Regions from separate parts of the Mus musculus genome. Here region 1 is linked to region 2. A link is a loop called in an ENCODE intact Hi-C map of the cell type or tissue named here. Cell type or tissue: left cerebral cortex. All regions are shown on one strand. Links, peaks and the distances in the headings refer to the core of each region. The heading gives the core; the rest is flanking DNA.

Region 1 (10,964 bases), core at 1,150-9,149, 920 kb before region 2:
TGTATTAGGACAGTCATTAGGCTGCCATCAAATCTGCTAACCTGCCAAACTAGTTAATCCAAAACCAAACCAGAAAAAGATAACTCCACAGCAGGTGAACTGATTTTCTTTCCTGGTGGTTGTACACCAAAGAAATGAGGTGGCAAAGGACCAATCTAACATCTGAAGAAAATACATTCACATCCCAAGTCAGCCACTTATGGTCATCTTATGCCAGCTGGCTGATTTATTTTATTTTATTTTTTGGGGGGGTCTTTTTCAAGACAGGGTTTCTCTGTGTAGCCCTGGCTGTCCTGGAACTCACTTTGTAGACCAGGCTGGCCTCGAACTCAGAAATCCACCTGCCTCTGCCTCCCAAGTGCTGGGATTAAAGGCGTGCGCCAACACCACCTGGCTTAGTTTATGTGAAACACAAACTTCACACCATCCCTTACTTCAGATATGGCAAATGAGTATTTTCTACTAATACTGTAAACTCATCCTTACAGAGAAAAACAAACCCCCCCCCTCCGTTATAAGTAATGAACTGAGTGACAAACATTTGGACATTAAATCCCACAGTGCAAGGATTTACTGCAAAGTACCTTTAATGTGTTTGTATCTGCAGCAAGCATTAGATTTGCTCATTTGGGCACCATAAATTAGGTGTAGCACTACACAGACACCGAGCCACCCCAACCAGTATTAATCCAGGTAAGAAAGCTGAACAAAACACTTCTGAAAAGGGGTGCATTCACAAACCCAATACAGTTTAATTGTTTTCAATCAAAGGCTTCCACTTACATTTGTTTGGTTAATGATAAATAAAGACAGTTTAAATGCTTCAGTAAGTCAAGTAACTCATCAAACCTGGGTTTGAATTACTGTTACCATTCAGCAACTCCATCCAAATAACATCGATACTGCACTCTCAGATAGGAAAGAAAAAAAGGTACAGCTGCGGCAAATGGTGAAGTCTGCGTTCTGAGCATTTTTTAAAAGAAACAGCCACTCTGCATCCTTTCCTCTGCCACTCTGCTTTGATAATGTGAATCTGTCACATTTTACTTCAACAGATAAAGCACTCTGCTGAGAATATAAAAAGTTATAAAAATGTAATCATAAAAGACTAAATATTGGTAGGCATGTCAACTTTCTTTTAATAAAAACAAAAATAGTCATTGTTATCTATTTAAATAAGTATCTTGTTATAGAGTGTTCCAGTTATTGAAAAGGGGCCCTTAAAAAACCCAACTGCCTACGTGTAAACCCTACCCCTCTTGCCTCTTAAGACAGAATTGAGGGAAGAGTCATTTAATGTGCAAATCGGCAAAACAAATGTGGAGGAGCAGGGACTTCTTGAAATGATGTTCCCAATCAATTTGTGGTTTATTCTTTTACAGTATCAACCTTCAAAAAGTAAAATAACCAAAGATGTCTTAAGAATACAGAAACAGACCTTCATCTTTGCATTCCGTTCCAAACACAAAAAGTATGTACAGCATGTTTAATAATATGCAATATGCAAAAGCTTTGTGTTGCAGTTAGCAACATCTACCCCACCCACCCTCCTTATTCACAAGTGTACCTCTACTAAACACAATTACATCACTAAGCCTGTTAGTTTGGGGTTCTTAAATTTGTTAAAACTGGAAAATCTTTGTGTAAGGGCTCCACTCATTTGACTGAGGGTTGTAGACTTCCACAGTATTCAGAAACTCATTGCCATCGAATCCTCCCACTGCATAAATGGTATTCCCTACAGTTGTGATCCCAGCATTGCTCCTTGGTGAAGTCATATTTCCCATCATCTTCCATTCATTTCTAGTTGGATCATACATCTCCACACAACTGATGGCGTGAGAACCATCAAAGCCACCACCTACAAACAGTTTTCCTAAAAGAGAAACAAGGCAGTCAGTCTAAAAAGGCTCAGAAAACAAATTTAAAAAAAAAAAAAAAGGCCTCCAAAATTGAGTGAGTTTTAACTAGAAATGCTTGTCCGTTCTGTTAAGGCAAGGCATAGCAACACACACTTGTAATGTCACCACTCAGGAAGCCATGACTAAGGATTATTAGTATGAGATCAGCCTGGGCTACATAATGAAATCTTATCTTTAAAAAAAAGAAAGGTCTGTGTAATTGTGGCACAGATACTGGAAACCATAGAGATGAATAAAATGGACAAGAATCCATTCCTACAGAAACTTAGGCAACTATAGGGATAAAAGGGCAGAAATTGCATCATGTTAAATACATCTCCCACAATTCCATAGTAATTACTACTGTCATCATTTCACAGATGAACAATTAAGAGACACAAAGAAGGTAGAAACTTGCCTAAATATGTTAAGTGACAAACTATCAGAGTTCTATATATTCAAAGAAGTTATAGGAGGGACTAGGGCTATGCCCCTCTATGTAGGTCAATGGTAGAACACTTATCCAGTAAAAGTGAGGCCTTGGTTCAAAGTGGCACCACAAAAGTAGGTATATAGGGAACAGATAATGACTGAACTTCTAGACCTTTCATATGATTTTTTTTTCAAATTAGATACTCAATAGAACAAAAAATGTCAGCAATAAACTATGGGGGGTCACTAATTTTCAGATTCATTATTTTCTCTTCTGATTATCACTTACCCCACTTGCATGAATCCAGCTGTAACTACACTGCTAGGGCTCACAAGGGTCTGGGGTCTGGGTCAGGAGGCTGTTTCTATTCTCCACACACTTACATGCTCACTGATTGAGCCACAAAGTCTTGCTAAGATTCAGCTTTGTTCCAAATGATGTTAACTAATACTACAGACAATAAAGCAATCAATAAAGACTGTGTGAAAGGACACTGTCTACAAAAGAAAACTGACTGAGATTATGCTTTGAAATAAAATTCTTAAAGTTACTATCCTAAAATAAGGTCAATCAAAATCTAAGACTGAATAATGGATACATCTCACAGAGGGAAATTTGGAACTTGGTTAAGAACACTTACCAAGAGATGGGTAAAAGAATATATTTAGGTTATTAACAGACACTTAGAGGGGAAAATCCCTTTGTGTCACAAGAGACAAAATAATCTGAATTTTTAAAAAATGATTCCTAATTATTCTGTGTATGCCATGGGTGTAGGCTTACACATGCTGCAGCACAGAAGTCAGAGGACAACTATGTGGGTCAGTTCCCTCCTCCCACCTTTACATGACATCTGGGGATCCAACACTGGGGTTTTGCCAGAAAGGTAGGCATTCTACCTGCTGGGCCATTCCACCGGTCCCTGCAGTCTACCTAAGAGTGTGTAAGTGACCCTTCTTGGCATTTCAGAGCTCCTCCCATTTGTACTATTTAGCTCTCTCTAAACCTGGATACTCACCATCAAGCACAGCGACTCCAGCCCCTCGCCTCGCCACATTCATGGGTGCAATTAAAGTCCAGGTGTTGTTTTCAGGATTGTATCGTTCTACTGTGTTCAGACAATTCCAAGATTCTGCACCTCCAATTATATACAAATAACCACCAAGTTCACAAACTGCAGACTGGTGTCGACCTATAAAAGTTAAGGCAAACCAGGATTATTATTACAGCTATCAAAACTGTAAATGTGTACTATAACAACCTATTAATTCACAGGTCTTTAAAGAACTACAAGTTCAAGGCCAGACAGTTTGGGCTACATGGAAAGTTCTAGGCAAACTCTATCCCCCGCAAAACAAAACAAAAACAGACCAACTTACGAATGTTAAGAGGAGCACAGCTTGTCCATGACTTCGTTACAGGATCAAATACATCACAATTTTTCAGGCCCTTTTGACCATATGGATCAGAGCCACCAACAATGTACAATTTCCCATTCAGAGCACACACTCCTAGGAAGGGGTAAACCATGTCAGTAACCCATGAGTTAAATCATGAGTAAACACTGGCTGTGTTGGTTAGAAGAGTGTTATTACCTGCATTACAACGGTTGGTTCTCAGCTCTGGAACAGGGGTCCAGTCATCAATGTTTGGATCATACATTTCTCCACAACTCAGGTCATCTGAGTGTCCATTTGATCCACCCACCACATAGAGCTGTCCCTATATCAAAAGTGATAAGTAAGAATTCCCCCTGGGTAGTCCTAAGAAAGACCACAAAGCTAAAGGATTGTTTTGCAGCATACCGTACTTACCATCAGCACAGCCATTTGAAAGCGGGCTCTTGGTGTTCTCATGGGAGCAAGGAAGGACCAGTGATCTGTATGTGGATCATAGCATTCAACTGTTCGAAGACATTCCTCTCTGTTATAACCACCTGGCAAAAGAATCGTAAGTTTGCTTAAAATGTGAAACATGATCAGAATGGCTGGATTCCCCCCTAGTGGCAGTGGGCATCTTACTATATCTCCCAGGCTGTCTTACAGTTTGAGCCCCTTATTACACCACCCAAGTGCTAAGATTACAAACTATGTGGCTGGTCACCAGGGTCCAGCCAGGATGTCTGTAGGTTGTGTACCTAACGAGAAAGGTATTTAACTGACCGTTCCTAATGTCAAGGAGTAGCATTCGTTATCTATGAGCAAACTGCTTATTCTGGCTTGAGAACTAACAAGTTTATCTACTCTGTAGTCGAACATAATGAGTGTACTACAGCACTTGGCCTAGCAAGCCCTGAGGCCCTGGGTTCATGGTGTAGCGCACCACGCCCTTTTAAATTAAAATAATGACTTCTAACCAAACTTAGGGATATTCAATATCAATGTTATTCCTGTCTTGAAATGCAGCATGTTGAGTCCTCTTGCTGCAAGTCAATCAATATAAGGCCTGTCTGTCACACCCAGCGTTCTGCTCTTACCTGCAGCTATGAGTTTGCCATTCATCTCTGCTGTCCCTAGTCCAGACCGTGCGTACTGCATGGGAGACATGGGCTTTTCTAGAAGCTCATCTGGTTGCATCTCGAAGCTTAAACTCTTGCTCAGTTTTGGAGTACTTGTTGGTGAGCTCTGTGGACTGTTCCGCCCATGAAGGAAAATGACACAGAATGTACTGTCCAGCACAGCCAGGCACAAGTAAGTGTTATCTGTGAACACAAGAGCTCTGTGTTTACCATGGAACTATTAATATTAACACTTAGGGTGGTTAGAGAATTCTAAATTGTATTCCAGTCTCCAGAACGGAACTTCTACTATGGTTTTCCATATGCCATTGCTCTGAGTTTTTCCTTATTCAGTATTAAACTGACCACTATCCTTACAAATAGATAAACTGAAGACAAACTTACTTGAAGTCTTTTCTGAAGCAACGATTTTCCACTCATGCTTAGGGCTTTGCATTGAAGCATTTGGAGAAGAGAGACATCCAGTGGAACTGCCACTTATCTGCTTATGGCCATTCTCACGGGGTGGCTTTTTCTGCAAAATCAAAAGGCAGCTACAGAAACCTAGCCAGAGAGCATTCCTGCTGCACCTTTGTTCCTGAGCTACTGTGCAACACTGCCCACACACTGAGCACCTTCCACCTACACGCACACTCAAAGCACACTAAACAACACAAACCAACACTTTCCAGCTGACAGGCTCCTGCCACACTTACACCATTACTTAAAAATGAAACAGCTTCATCTACACAACTGGCTGCTCAGAAAAAGATCAATTTGAACAATTCAAAAAACACACCACAGGTCAAACACCAGAATGCTATCTCAATATAGGAGCAGGAAGGAGAAAACAACACATCTCATCTGCTCTATGTAAGGAACTGTCGACCTAACCATCCTTCATACAATGCCAGCAAAGAGTGAGCACACACAGGGTCTGCCAGTCTCTGAAAGCAGTTTACAGGGAAGTATCAATCAGAGGCATGTACATTTTATTTAGGGCTACTTATTATTGATAATGAAAAAGCTAAATACACACAGAGTAATCAGAAATGAAGTAATACTAAAAGAACCACTCGCAAAATTGTAATTCAGGAACAGTAATGCCAGATTCTTCGAGAATTAGTATGCTTTTATGAGCTTCTTTTGCAGATTGCTTTCCACCCCCTCGAGAACGGATCATACAGAATTTCATGTGTCACAGCCTGGTACCGAGTCTTAAATGTCTACCATGAAAAGAACATGTACTTCAGTACCTACAAACTCAGCTCACCCAATTAACCTGGTCCCCAGGGACAGACTGCACAAACAAGTAGTTTCTAGTAAAAACCTGTATTGCTAGTGGAAACAAAAATCAACAAAGAAACGGTTTAAAAAAAAATCCTGCTTTTTAAGGATTATAAGACACATTAAAATCTCCACCTCAATCTGTGGAAAGAGGTCCCAAGTATCACAAAATAAGAACTAGGCCATTCTTATACTACAGAGGCCTCACAGCAGTAAGAGCACTCTAACATATGAATTGTGACTGAGAGAGTGACCATGATGGGAGCGACACTCCAGCACTAAAAACTACTGGCATTAACAAACACACCTGAGACACAATCCTGGAGACGCCTATGCAAACACAACTACTCCCCTCTTTAGATCACCTTCCAGAAGAGCTCATGTATTTGGCATCCACGCTTTCTTCTCGGGCAGCTTTTCCAGAGTTGTTTCTCATCTCATTCCTCCTTCCCAGGCTACCTCTCTACCTACTCCTCTCATCCCTGAAATCTAGGGTATGACCCCACAACTTTTCACCTCCATGGTCTCTATTCAAAATCTTTTAGCAAGACAGACAGAAAGGCCAGTGTCTCACACACTCCCATGATCTTCTTCTCATTCCCAAACTGCCCTAAAGCACTATTAAGACCTGCCCTCAACCCTTGGAGAGCTAGGTATAGGCACAGATGAGTGGAATTGGTCCGTCTCCATATCCTTAGATTACTAAGCTTTTCATCATTCTTGAAAACTTGAAACTATTACCTGAAATGGTGTACAAACTGCTCTCACAAGCGTTAATCTACCCTGTGTCTGACCATCAAAAAAAAAAAAAAAAAAGCAAAGTCCAAGCCAACTTTGTAAAGTTAAAAACCGCAAATCTGTTAAGATCATCACGTAGTCAGCCCAGAGACACCCAACAATTAGCCATTTCCTATGATTAAGGAATGCCAACTAGAAGTATAACTAGCCACATCTCTCTAAACTCAAAGTGTTTCACTATGAACTTTTTAAACTACATATTCTTTCCATTCAGTATTCTTGTCTAAATTCTCCTTGCTGTACATGTAGCTCAGGTAGAGCACTTGCCTGTCATATGCAAAGGCCCCAGGTTTCATCCCCAGACCACACAAAATTTTTAAAAAAATTCTTCTTGCCACCCATAGGAAAAAGCATCAGTTGTACGTTTCCTTTTCCAGATTAGACTGCCAACAACAGAGCAGCACCCTGCATGGATAATCTTCTTCTGCTCATCTAAGACTAATCTACTAAATCCCACGCCTCCCACCTCATGTCTCATCCCACAGGCCCCCTCAGGCCCTCTGATGGTAGAAGCCTCTCTTCAGACAGTATTGTTTACTACCTTGGTAGGGTCCTGTAATAGAAGCTACACACGCTATGTCTTCACGTCGAGCATCACAGCCTACCACTGGCTGGTATTTAATCTTTTGCCATTAGAAAGGCTACTTTAACTTACAATATTTATAATTAAAGATAAAACAATCTGGATGCTCCAAGTAGAAATACAAACACGGCTTTTGGCTAACCCAAGTCCCAACTTGTTTTAGAAGTACTATTATTGCCATGGGATACCACAGGCATCTAATCTAGATAACATTATCACACAGTCAGTATACTATCACTGAGCCAACTTTGAAAGCAAACACTCCATGGCTTAATTTCTTCACAATGCTAAAAGCCATATAAGAATGCATATTACATGACTATTTTATAAAGATTCCAAGCAGGCAAAATATGTTTGTATCTCAAGCTAGGACAATCGGTTTTTGGAAGGTGTAGAGCGGTGATTGAAGAGAAAGGCTCCAGGGCGCTTTTCTTCTTAAGAGCATGGTTAGTGACTGGCTCAACGTGGCATGTACGATTTGTGGGGCTGCTATGGTGTTGCTCAGTGTTGGAGGGCAAAAAACACATGCAGAACATTGGTTTAATTTTAACACACAAAAACAATAATGTTTCTTTTCTGTATACTGTCAGTGTCCATAAGATTGTTCAGATACCTCAGATGTTTGTTCTCTACTGTTAAAAATGTGTATAAATTTAAGTGCGTGTTTAATAAAAGGCTACAGACGTAACTCGATCAACACAAGGAAACTATACTGCTTTAATACATTCTGCTGGAGAAACATCCAGACCACACTGTAACACATGATCAACCATTTCTGAGTTCAACACTGTATAAAGTTATTATAAATCACGATATAGTTTCTATTTCATGAGTGTTCAGTAATTAAATAGACAAAATTTCTTTCACAGCCATCAGCAATTTAAATCAACTATATCTTTTTAAAACTGATCCTTTTGATCATGCGTGTTACAAATAACCTTAAAAAAAAATCTAACCAAATTAACGAAACCCTAACATATTGCTTTATTTTACTATTCTAATTACTAGTTGTGAACAGTAATTTGAGAGAAAAGGTGTAAATGGAGTTTGTCTAATTGGCTGAGTTAGCTTCTACTAGTGTGGCAAAAATGCTGGAAGCTGTAAAATATGCCTCTTTTCTCCCCAAAAAGTCTCTGTCCAGTTATAACAATGGAATTCATCCACTTTCCTTTGTTAAAGGAAAATTTAAGAATGCTATAAGTTCTCCAGTTAAAGTTTAACCTGAGGTTACCTCAGACTGTGCAATGTGTACCTGCACAAACTGAATGTGGTCATCATCACTGCCAAACACCTCAGCCTGTCCATCTAGTGGGTTCCCATCAAGCAGCTTGTGATCAGCTGAGTAGTACAAGGTTTGAACCTGCAAAACAGCAACAGAACACCCATGTGGCTACTGTCACCATGGCTACTCGCTAGTACGAAGATTTCACAACCGCCTCAAGGTAACCTCCAGTGTGCGTCTTGACATCTTACTCTGGCAGGATCCCGATGCAAAGAAAAACATGTCATAGTAGTAAAAATGTAAAAAGTGAAAACAAAACAAAACAAAAATCAAGATCAAATACAAAATCTTCTAACACTGGCTGAAGAGTCCTTGGCTTGATTGGCTTGAAAGAAATCTTCCTTGTTTCCATTGCTTCTATTATGTGACATTAAGAGAAAAAGGTATAGTACAACACATGGTTTCTTAAATATACATATTTACAACAAAACACTGATTGCTTTACACCTTTGAAGATTAATGGTACTGTTTGAATAAACATACTTCTCCCCTGTAGGTTAATATCAAGAAAACATATAAAGGAAAAAACAAATTCAAAAATTCAAGCAAGCTGCAATCTTCCTGCACAGATGCAAATACATGACTACTGCATCTGATTCCCACATGGGAGGTGACAGAAATGACAGAGCATCTGCTAGCCTGTATAGAAGGCCGTAATGGCAGTGACTAAGGCCTAACAGAGCAGGCTAGCTTGAGTGAGCATGGAGGGCTCTGTGGAATGATACACTCAATTACTCCACTGCTCCAATCAACATATGGACCAGTCCCAACTTTTCCATCAAATTTTGTTTTTCTTGTGAATTTTAAAAAACATCCCCAAGTCTGACTATATGTAAGAGCAACACCACTGAAAACACAAAGCTTTCGAGCTAAGAACCCTGTAAGGAGTAAACACCATTAAATCATCATCGCTCTCTGCCCACAGCGGACTTTTCTTAGGAGAACTGGGGCAGGACTGCTGCTTCTTTACGTGTGTGTCAATACACTCGAGGTGTCTTCTCGGCTCTTCAGTCTTGGGGATCCTAGTTTTGTTAATAAACCTATGGGGAGATAAACCAACGGGGAGGAACAACCATTAGAAGCTTTACCTACTTGTCAGACTTAAAGCAAAAACCTGTGAAGAAAAATTAAGACTCTACAGAAAATGTCAGTACCACCTCCCGTTTCTAAAGCAAGTTACATGCTACTTTAAAGAAAGTTAACGGCACATACTCAGCAAAGAAAAAAAGGAAAAAAAGGAAAAAAAAAAAAGAAAAGCAGAAGACCAAACTGAACGGTTCATTCAGCTCACCTGGACACCCCCCCTGTTTCTCAGCTTAGGGGTACCTATAGCAAAATTTAAATTCTTTAGGGTCATGGTTATAAAATAAAAGTGAAAGGGAATCCTTCATGTTATAGCAAAAATAATTGGTAAGAACTGTTGGGTCCCATTTACTTTAAAACTAACCTCTTCCATGAGCTCCTCCAGGCTGTCTCCATTCTCCCAGATGCTACGCTGCACCCAGTTGATTACCTTTGTATACAACTTGCCATTGCTGGGCAAGCACACATTATCTTCAAGCATTACCTCCAACTAGAATTGTATATAAATAAAACAAATATCAGTGACATCCACATCAGCTTGGGAATTCTAGTTCTCAGCTAAATGCTCAGTTTTCTAATAAAAGTTGTATTGGGGGAAGGAGGGAGGCTCATGAGCCCCGCCACTAGCTGAAGTGCTAGAGAGTTAAAGGCGTGGTTCCTGGCAGGCCACTAGGGCTCAGTGGATTGTCCCATAGCCATCAGTAACAAGCAGCATGTGGGGCCAGAAACGGTTGAGAGGACGTGAAGTGAGTATGGATCTGGAAGTGAACATGGTAAAACACTGTACACTTTTTAAAAATTCTCAAGAATATTGTATTAAAAAAGTTGTATTCCATCAATTTTCTCAATTTGCAAGGAAATCAGTAACCCTAAAGTAAGTAAACAACCAGGGAAACAGACACCCATTCTGTAAGCGTTAACAGCCACTTCAAAGCATGAGCACTACTGCAACCCTGATTCACCTGGTAAAGACTGCCCGCAACCACAGACCATTACTCGACCTGTATGACCTATGTGGCCTACTCCTTACCTTTAGTCTCGGAAGCTTAAGAAATTCCTCCTCTTCTGAAATTTGTAACAAATGCTCCTGAATATAAGCG
Region 2 (10,964 bases), core at 1,246-9,245:
GGAGCTCGAAGGGGGATCTTGGCTGGTTGAGGGAAGATCTGATTCATCAGATGCTTGGACAGGCTCCTCTTCCTGCTGGCTATCAATTTCTAGGCCTGCCTCTGAACTAATACTAAGAAATAAATATTGATTAGAAAATGGAAAACTGATTCTACAATTTATTTTAAATGTTCCTAAGTTCGTTTTGATTTATTTTATAATGACTTTCAGAGTTCTAGTTAACTAAGAATTAGACTCAGTTATAGGTTATTAAGTGTGTTTATTTTTAATCGTAAGGTGGACCAGGAGATGGGATGAGTTGGGTTTTTTTCACACCCTTACTAGGATACTCGACAATTCTACTTTTTACCACTGTTTCAGCAGCCCTTCTTTTTCCATTTGACAAGCATGTTTATAGTCTTGACACTCACAGGAGTGAGTGGACTTTGATAAACTGGAAACATAACTAGTAACAGCAGATCGGTCAGTCACCCTGAGTACTAACCCAGACCTAACAAGCTATGGGCATCAGAGTTCCTAGCTCAGTGGCTGTTCTTTCATCTTGCTCCTTTTAAGAAGCACAGAAGAGTAGACAGTAAAAAACCTGAACCTGGCCTGAACTTTACTTTTTAAAAATCTGCAAATATTAGTGCAGCTACTGGTAACAACTTACCTGAGACCCCCAAGGTTGCAAGACGGGGACATGTAAATAGCATGGGGCTGACGTTAAGACTTTTAATTCTCACTGAGCTGTTACCAGTAGAATAGTCCAAGCACATTATTGTTAACGTGCTCTGAACTTAATTTCTATGATGGGAAGTAATATATTTTAGGAATAGTGTGTGGGTTAGAAGGACAAATATAAAGTGACCTGAAAATATGTATATAATTAGTAACAGCTAGCATTCTCACTGGGACTTGTAACCTCCCCTCAATTAAACACTGATGTTAAAGAATACAAACAGACCTGCCTCTTACCCATTATATCCTAGGAGACCTTGCTTATGAAGCACTGTCAAATCAAGTCCTTGAGCTCTGAGCAGAAAAATCTGTGTTCTATTTCTCAACCACTAAAATGTACAAACTTCTCAGTTTATAAGAATTAAGATCCCAGGTTTGAGACTTAACTCTACAAAACCACTGCCTATGGGCTTCTTCTAGCAAATTATTTCTGTTTCCTTAGAAAACAAAACAAAAAATTTTCAATAATGTTTTTATAAACTGCCTCTCTCATAGTAACCCTAAATTCTGAATGCTGAGTAGCTTTTTAAATATGTGCTTTGGCTTTTCCACGGGGCAGGATAGCACTGAAAACAGATTTTAATGTATTTGCTTGCTAACACAAACAACTATGACAACATAATGAACCTACAGCAAACAAAAACCACACAATAAAATCGTACCCTTCAGACTCCGCCTCTACAAATACTTCATCTCCGTCGTCACCTGCTGCTGTTTCGTTTGTCGTGGATAAAGTGCCCGTAGACGTTGTCACCATGGGAACCGACTGAGAGGCATGTTCTGAAGCATCAGAGGTGGTACTCTCAGTGAACACAGTCACTTAAAAAGAACAACAGATACCTTTACCTTTGTGGTTCATTAGTTCTGAGCCAGAATAGGTTTCAATGTGTTCTATGTCACCAATTAAAAAAAAAAAAGTCCTCATTGACGTGGCACCCACCTGGGGCTGCTACTTGGAGAGGCGTAGTGGGAACGCTGCGGCCACCAGACTCTTCTTCATGAGCCAGAAAAAGGGGTGTTTCATACATTCCCAAACCTAGAGAAAAATTTAAGTATTAGTGAATGATGAAAGAACATAAAAACACCAAAGAAAAGAATTAGTACAAAGTGTATAATTTTCTTGAAGCTCATAATGAGGCTCCTCCATCAAGCAAAAATCAAGTTCCTCAAAATATATTCAACACATCTTTTAAATTCTTTAATACTAATAAAAGCATCCCTAAATTGCTAATTTTACAGAATATCCAAATATAAACAAGTATTATGTCAAAATCTTTTCCTCACTTAACTGCCAAAGTTATTAATCCTTTCTGCTGGTGAAACTTAAACTTCCCCTATGGTTACAAAGCAAGTTAGTAGTGGCTTCTCTATTCACTTGCAAAATGCTAGTTTCCAGAAATCTATCAAATTTCACCCATGGACTAAATGATAATTCCACAAATACCAAAACTCACATACAAGTATCATCTACCACTACTACTTAATTTTATATTTAACATTTTATTGATTGATTGATTGATTGATTGTTTTTCAAGACAGGGTTTCTTTGTATAGCCCTGGCTGTCCTGGAACTCACTTTGTAGACCAGGTTGGCCTCGAACTCAGAAATCCACCTGCCTCTGCCTCCCAAGTGCTGGGGTTAAATAAAGGTGTGTGCCACCACGCCTGGCAATTTTGTTTTGTTTTGTTGCTAGGGAAAGTCTAATTAGTCATATATTTAACTAGGTATGCCACAACTCTCAAATTGTAAGCAAAAAATACACTGTACTCCTAAATTTTAAAGGAGCTGGCACTTCTTAGCAGCATTTACTTGTTCATCATACATTATGTGGAGATTTGAATGAGAATGGATCCAATAGACTCCTATGTTTGAGTGCGTGGCCCGCAGTTAGTTGAACTGTCTGGGAAGGACTAGGAGGTATAGCCTGGTAGGACAAGGTATGACCTTGTGAGCAAGTGTGTGACTAGGGCTAGGCTTTGAGGTTTCAAAAGCACATGCCAAGCCCAGTGTCCCTCGATTCCCTTGAAGAATAGGATGTAAAGCTCTCAGCTACTTTTCCAGTATCATGTCTGTCTGCTACCATGCTCCCTGCCACAATAACAGACTAATTGTCTAAAACTGTAAGCAAGCCAATTAAATGCATTAAAAAAAAAAGTTGCCTTTGTCATGGTGTTTCAATATGGCAATAAAACGGTAATTAAGCAATACAGAAATATATATAAAAAAATATATATATATAAAAGCCAGTCTTTAGGCTAAAGGAACTAGAACCTTCCTGAAGAGGTATTTATTAGAAAAGGCAGTGCCATGTCAGTAACTTTATAAATAAGAACCGGGGTTACACTGATAGCAGCTGAAGAAAAGCAGAGCATACTAACTTCTACTCAGTAGACACACTGAAGAAACCTCTGGCTTTTGCCTATTTTACCTCCTTGAGAAGCAAGTTGGCCAAGATCAGAGTGACTGGAACTTGTCTGTGGCATGTCTTCAGGTGGCCCAAACCGGAATCTAGGAACACCGGCAACCTGTGGGGAACTAAATGAACAAAAATTAATTTGATGAGAAATTTAATGCTACCTGTTTAAACCAAAAGAGGAAAAGGTTGCTTTAAAAAAAAAAAATCAATAAATAGGGAAGGAAACAATGAAAATAATTCGTCAAGGGTTTCTTGCAAAGATATTGGAAATAAATTTAGTAATATAAGTAACATAATTTAACTTTTAGCTTCCCCAAATTATGCTGATTTTTTTCAACTTGTTTGAAACAGATACACTGCAACAGGAAGCACAACAACAAAAGAAGTTTTTTTCTTTTTTTTAAATTTCAGTTTTCACTGTTTAGCAATATAAAATAAGTTACTCTAGTCTATTCTAAGTTCAGAGTTTTGAGGATTAAATAACGCATAGAAATTCTAAGTAATCACTAGGAAGTGTAAGACAGGTGTGCTCACTTATTAGTTGTTAGAACAATTACTTCACTTGGCTCAATGAAGATCATCAGGCACACTGTCGTGCTTCTAGCCTGTTGCATTACACCTGGCTACTGAGACCTGAGCTCCTACAATAAACCACCTATCATGATCACTTTAATAACCAACATCACCCCTAGTACCAATACAGCATTTACTTATATATGTCAGGTCGTATCTAAACATGTAAGCACAAACTGTATTATCAGTAAAATGAGGTTACTCAGAAGGGAGAGCAAGGAGCCTGCTCTTGTGAGGAAGCACTCGAACCGTAGAAACCACCTTCATAAGCACTGTAACACTGTGCTTCAGTTAGAAGAAGGTATACTTTATTCACCCTAGATAGTCTTCCTCAACACGACTTTTTCACGATCCTATTACATATATAGATTCATGGACAAGTAGGGTAGGACTCTACAAATAACACATCCAAAAAAACAATTTAGAAGGTAAAGAGAAAGCAGCTAGGGATCACCAAACATTCATTCTCATTACATCAACTTACTGAATAGCTTCAGCAAACCCATCAGTGCGATGTGGCACCACAAGAGTTGGGGTACTCGGGACTGTTCTGTCTTCATCATCAAAAAAGTGTTGTTGCTGAAACACAGACAGAGCACAGTATTTAATAGGCCTAACCACATACATGTGAATTACATGCACAGGATGGGTGGATACTAACCATGCCACCTATTCCTGGAGTCAACTGAAGACCACGCCCTACAGACTGCCTCCGGGTCATCTGAATTCTCTGTTTGAAAAAGAATTATATTTGCTTTAAGAATTAGGCAATTAAAACAAACACCAAAGATACAGTTTATTACTTTTGTAATGAAATATCAACTAATTTTAGAAGATTTAGAATTAACAGGACATTTCTGAATTGCTAATATCTATCATAAATATAAGTGAGAAAGTTTAAATTTTATTAATAAAGATATTTATAAACTAAAAGGCATATTTATAATTCAAGCATGTACATACATTTAGATTCTATCTCCTTGGCTGAAAATACTAAGTGAGGTTTTCCGTTGTAGTTTATATACCAACTGACTTCTTACTTCACAGCTAAAACAATCTTGAATTGGCAGACTGAATGCTTTGTGATGCCTAGTCATATAGTTCCTTTAGACTCTGTATTTTCAAATATCAAGTAATTTCCACTACTTTTATTTTAATTTGATTTATACATAATGGTTGGTTCTCAATACACTCACCATGTCCAGAATAAGAACCAAGCTAGATGAATTAACTTACTCCATGCTGAATACATAGGGTCACTAATGAACTAAGTAGAAATATTTGATGTGAAAAAATGGTTAGGTAGAATAACAATAAAAAAAAATCTATGAACCTTAAGTAAGAAATGTTCAAAACTGTTACTAAGCCAGCTAAATGCATTTTACATTAAATAAAATTTAAGAAATTTTAAGCCTATAATAACAGCAAGCAGAATTGTATTTGCTATGACTATAATCACTTTAATAACTATACAATTTTTAGCAAGTTGTGTTTTCAAAAGCCAACTCATTCACACTCAGAAACTGGAGATTAGTTTCAATTAAAAGTAGTATCTTACAACATGCCAAAACATTAAAAATTCTACTATTTGGAAGGAATAAAGGAAGGACCATGTGATGGAAAAGAGAATTTACAAGGTGGCTTTTTCAGAAGCTGGGTTCTTTTAATACCTGAACTGGTGGTCCCAGCTCCTGAGGTGGGGCGTGAATGGTCAGGCGTGGGGGGAGAGGATGTGGAGGGCGCCTTGGTGACTGCGGTGCTTGCGGAGTCTGTCTCTCAGACGCTGACGTGGGCTGCTGTTCCCTGGCAACCTCCTGAGAGAAGGAAGACTCTGCTGCACTTGTATTTCCTTCACCTATGGAAGAAAGACTTCAGTTTGGAAACCAAGCCCAGACTATGAAATCACATGGCCTAAACCTCGAAGGGTCTCACAGAGTCCTGGCTCATTTCAAACTTGCTATGTAGTAGGCTAGCCTTGAACTTCAGCTCCTCCTACCTGCCGAATACTGGGATTACCTCTGTCTCACTCTGGATGGTTAACAGACAAACAGGCAAGTAAGCACCCTCCCTTCAAGACTCAAACGACAGATGAAAGCACTTTGCTCAAGATTTGATCAAGCATGTATTTACTACATTTTGACTTATGGTACTATAATTTCTTAATGTTTAAATGTGCTTATGAGTGTCTGTGTGCCTATGGAAGCTGGAAGAGAGTGGGTCCCCTGCAGCATGTGTTATATATGGCTATATACCACCTAATACAGAAACTAAATTCAGGCCGATTAAAGAGCAATATGTGCTCTTAACCACTGAGTTATCTCTCTAGTCCAATACTATTCTTAATCACTGCACAAGCTACTTACCCCTTTCTAGAGAAACAGCATGTCAATCAATCAAGGTGACTAAGAAAAAGCCTCACTGTTAATATTTTTATATTTTGGTTCTCCCAAACTTCAAATTCCAATTACTACTCAGGTATCTAGATCTTGTTGTCTCCACTATGAAATGTAGGATGCCAGAGAATAGTTTCTAAATCTGATCTAGAATCAGAACCCTGTCCTGACAGTTGGTATTTAAAACACTTTACTTTTCTATAATCCAAATTATTAACTTAAATTTAGTTTGAGAATTTGGGACAAATAAAACTAGTCACAAGAGTAGTACCTTAACAAAAAGAAATTATTTTTACTTTATGTGTTTGAGATTTTTGCCTGCATATATGTCTGTGTACTACTATATGCATGCCTGGTGTCCATAGAGGCTGTGAGAGGTTGCCAGATCACCTGGAAGGGGAATTACTGTGGGGCTCCACATGAGTGCTAGGATCTGAATCTGGTGCCTTTCCAAGAGGAGCCAAGTGCTCTTAAAAAATACGGAACCATCTCTCTAACCCTATAAACAATTTGAAAATGGACCAACTCTAACCTTAAGACTACTAGAACTTAATTTTGATTGACACAAAAGTACCCACTCCTCCCAAAAGAAGTCTTACGGAAAGAACATTTATATGTGTTATATTTGGGGGAAAATGGCTAAGAATATCTTTTGCGAAAAAACCTTCAGTGGTAGTATCTAAAGACACATCTACATACAAATCTTAAAACAGGGTTTTGGTGGACCAACCTCTTCTAGCTGTGAGCTGCTACCCATCCCTGCTTTAATTATTCCAAATGGCTTTATGCTACATTAGAGAGTCTAGGACATTTGACCTTCACAATAGTTCAATGAGGTGGACAGATAGTATAATGGCATCTAATGGCCACATCAGGAGGGCAGAGCACTTAGTTACCAATTTACTAGAGTTATACTACATCAGAAGTACAACTCTAGTAAAATATTAAAAAATATTACCAGACTACTCTACTGAAAGACTAATGCTCTTACCACTGTTTTGAGAATCAGCAGCTCTCTGATGACTTTCAGCTCCACCCATACTTTCTTCTGTTTCTGTACCTGGATCAGTCCCATCACCACCCTAAGAACAAAATGTAATGACTGAAGCAGATCAAATGACTAGGTTACAAAAAAAGCCACACCAAATGATTAAAAGCAAACAAACCAGAGGAAAACCAAACCAAGCAAGCCAAACAAACAAAACTTCAAAGGTATGAAGACTTTTATTATCCTGGTAACACAAGATTTTCTATATGACAGGAAAACAGCAAGCTTTCTAAGCACAGTTCTTAAGGAGACAGTTTCAATTCTAACCAGTTACCTCAGCATCATCAGCTTCATATCCATCATTACCATCTGCACTACCAGTTCCTTCATTACTATCTTCACCCTCATCTCCCATCCCCGTGTCATCTTCTTCATCATCATCATCATCTTCGTCTTCTTCATAATCCTAGAAGAAGATGTCCAAGTGTGAATAAAGTGCACGCCACTCCTTTTGCACACTTAGAATAGCATACAGGAGTGTTTCAAGAGTTTTGACGTTTCCACAGTAAGGGAAAAAACAAACAAACAAACAAACAAAAAACTGTAACATTTCAAAGAATGAAAGTGATTGATTTGGAAATGGTACAGGGTGGTAAAGTAGAAACAAACAAATAAAACAACTATGAACTCCTGTTTCTTCTTTGATTTCCAGAAACAAGAGCACAGACCATCAGATTCATATAGCCATTTTTATTAAGACTAAAGATGAAATCTGAAAACAAATCCTAAATGATACAGCAATCATTTACAAACAAGCTAGGCAGGCCATACATTTCTATAATCTCAGCATTCAAAAGACTGAAGCAGAATTTTTGAGACTTCACAGCAAGCTTGGGCTATATGATATACCAAGATCCTACCTCTAATAAATAACAAAATAATGCAGCCAAAACAAGGTAAACAAAATGTTTAAAAATTGATTATCCACCATCAGCTTTTTAATTCTAATACACAATCCTACATTCCTGAACTAATCTGTATAAAAGAACTTGATAATCTAATAAAACTGACTGGGAATGAGAATCCACTACTTGATATATTAGAAACACCAAAGACTTAAAGCACAATGGTTGAAAGCAGCACACAGGTAGAAGGTCAGAAGATCCAGAGCTCAAGGCCAATGTGCACAGTGCACTGGCTTTGAGCCCTAGCTCTGGAAGGGAAGCAGAAGGAAGGCTGATAGATACTAAACTCACTTCATGTTCGCCATCATTTTCTTCATCATCATCTTCATCATCACTGTCAATTACAATTACATCATCTCCTTTGCCTTGACCATCTTGAGAGGAAGTAGTCTGTTGATCTGACTGAAGTGGTCCAAGATCGATTTGTAGAGATTGTGATGTTTCTTCACTGTCTTCCATTGGTGTATAATCTCCCTGGGTAACTCCCTTTAAGAGTTAAAAAGGTCTTTACCAAAACTAGCAATAATCTGGATACATAATGAATAAACTAAAATATTTCTATTGTTTTAAAATAAAACACATAACAAAAAAACTAATGTTACCCCATTACACGGATTATGTTTGAAACACTGCAATACACATATAAACTGACTATCCGTAACCCAAAAACTGGAACCTGAAACGTTCTGAGCACTTGCATAACACTTGAAAGAAGAGGAGGTGCAGTGGGAGGAGGTTAAGGAGCAAGAATATACAGCAATAAATCCATTAAGTAAATAAAAGGATATCTCACAGGGCCACACCTACAGGCAAGTGATGACAGCTGAGAGGTAGAGTTAGTCTATTCCAGGGATGAGCCCATACCTGATTGTCCAATATACACAAAACCTTCAAGTTATGTACATATAAAATGTGAAAATGGGACCCAGTAGGTTTTATTTATGTATATGTACATGTATGCACTTATGCATACATACATAGAACATGTAATAATAATAACAGGGAAAAAGTTACCACTTTGATAGGGAAGGGGGTACATGGAAGAAGCTGGAGTGGCTGAAGAAAGGAAGAGTGATATAATTATGTTTTAATTAAAAATATACAAGAATTAAAAATAAAAAGTAATTTACAGATGGTTAAGCCTTTCCGTCTACATGTGGCAAAGACTGGCATAAACCAAAGCTCTGCACTCTAAAGATCAGGTTCATTCTCAGAGCATCCTCTAAAAACAAGCATATCAAGAACTGGGAGGCTGGGAGGACAGCTCCATAGGTGAGCCATGGCACCCAAAGTGCTCAAGCTTTAACTCCTCAGAACATCAGCCTAAACCGACATTAACAAGTGACAGCAAGCCCAAACAGTGCTTTTTGCTGGCTCTAGACAAATACGCCAAAGTCTGCATGAAATGCTGTTGGTACTGGATAAGGGATACTCAATATTCAGCATATGCTAGATACTAAAATAATTTTTTGCATAATTACTTTCTACATTTTGCTTGCTATTAAAATAAACTATTAACAAAAATTTCTGACACTGATTTAAAAATGAATCATTTGGCTTAAGTATTCAGTAAATCTATTTTTTTTCAAATTATTAAGTAGCATCTATGAGTTAAGAAATTTATGAACGACAACAATCAATACAAAACAATATACAATAACAAACAATAAAATCAGAGAAACAAATTTAAGAACCTGTTTTAAAGCACACAGTGTCAGACATGATAGTATATGCCTGTAATTCCAACACTTAAAAAAAGCAGGGCTGTCTGAATTTAAGGCTAGCCTAGGCTACATGGTAAAAACTTGCCTCAAAAAGCAAAACAAAACAAATTTAAAAATGCAAGTAGTGAGCCGGGCGTGGTGGCGCACGCCTTTAATCCCAGCACTCAGGAGGCAGAGGCAGGCGGATTTCTGAGTTCCGAGGCCAGCCTGGTCTACAAAATGAGTTCCAGGACAGCCAGAGCTACACAGAGAAACCCTGTCTCAAAAAACCAAAAAAAAAAAAAAAAAAAAAAAAAGCAAGTAGTGTTTCAATAGGTCAAAACAATTGATTTTTAATAGTTGTATATGTTTACTCACTTCTCCAATGGAATCTTGAGAGTCCTGATTATAGGCTTGAGTTTCTGCCTCTCCATCAGTACTTTCTTCTGCCATAACTTCTTCCTAAATCATAATAGGTTATTTCTTACTGAGTCAGTGAACTACACGAATCGTCATCAGTGTTTCTCTAAAACGTTAAGTCGACAATTCTATGAAGCTGTGCCACAAATGTTTATATAAACATACTCAAATACTTCTTCAACGAACATTAATGAATACACACGTATAACATTTAGTATTATTACTGTTATACAACCTAACTCATCACAGTCTATGGTTGAAAAGGAACGTAATTTTGGCTAGCCTTAATCTTAAAATCACATGGCAAGTAATGTCAATGTGCAGAATGCCAATGACTAGACTTCCTTACAAAAGCAGAATTTAATTTGCTTCTGCTTTTATTAAATGGGAAGGAATTCATGAAAAGATATGCAAAGACTATAAACCAAGTGATAATGGCAAAATACCTTAGCTATAAGTGAAAACTACAGTTCAGGAATTTTTAGGATAATCTCCCAAAACTTAATTTGACATTGAGTATGACTGACAGCTAGCTCTTAGCTGCTGATGCAATGGTAATACACAGGAGTGTGACAGACCTCGGTTCCAACGGGTGTGACCATCTTCAGCTTCTTCGGGAGAGGCATTTCCACTGTGTCCTCAGAGACTTGGTCTCCTGCTTCCATGGTGCTGTCCTCTTCCTCCTCCCGAGTGCGCTTTGGCAAGGAGGAACTTGGGGTAGCTGAAACTTTCAGATCATACAATTTCAACCTCAAAAGTCAGATCATGGTAACTTCATTTAGACA

Evidence for each region. A loop is a pair of places that touch in the nucleus more often than their neighbours do. Peaks named below come from ENCODE experiments on the same cell type or tissue, not always from the same donor. Only the 100,000 strongest peaks of a DNase experiment are listed, where the experiment ranks them.
Region 1: a loop joins it to region 2, with 5 times the contacts of the local background. A loop is called at or near these places in 10 of 42 quality-filtered maps.

What each region holds. Positions count from the first base shown.
Region 1 is chr1:151,354,024-151,364,987 of GRCm38, reverse strand. It overlaps Ivns1abp (influenza virus NS1A binding protein), which reads right to left. Exons shown (of 15, transcript NM_054102.2): 6 at 10,895-10,964; 7 at 10,229-10,354; 8 at 8,752-8,859; 9 at 5,237-5,366; 10 at 4,811-5,035; 11 at 4,149-4,270; 12 at 3,930-4,056; 13 at 3,714-3,845; 14 at 3,353-3,526; 15 at 543-1,876. The coding sequence ends at 1,623. Among named protein-coding and RNA genes, the nearest start is that of Ivns1abp, 15 kb to the right of the region's middle. In left cerebral cortex, for the core only: no CTCF peak of the experiment used is centred there; a DNase peak (open chromatin) is centred at 5,526; H3K27ac peaks cover 249 bases.
Region 2 is chr1:150,436,660-150,447,623 of GRCm38, reverse strand. Tpr (translocated promoter region, nuclear basket protein) reads right to left here. Exons shown (of 52, transcript NM_133780.3): 39 at 10,758-10,906; 40 at 10,138-10,221; 41 at 8,348-8,542; 42 at 7,426-7,557; 43 at 7,095-7,185; 44 at 5,381-5,565; 45 at 4,372-4,440; 46 at 4,195-4,289; 47 at 3,150-3,256; 48 at 1,661-1,756; 49 at 1,383-1,539; 50 at 1-112. Among named protein-coding and RNA genes, the nearest start is that of Prg4, 24 kb to the left of the region's middle. In left cerebral cortex, for the core only: a CTCF peak has its summit at 5,724; no DNase peak of the experiment used is centred there.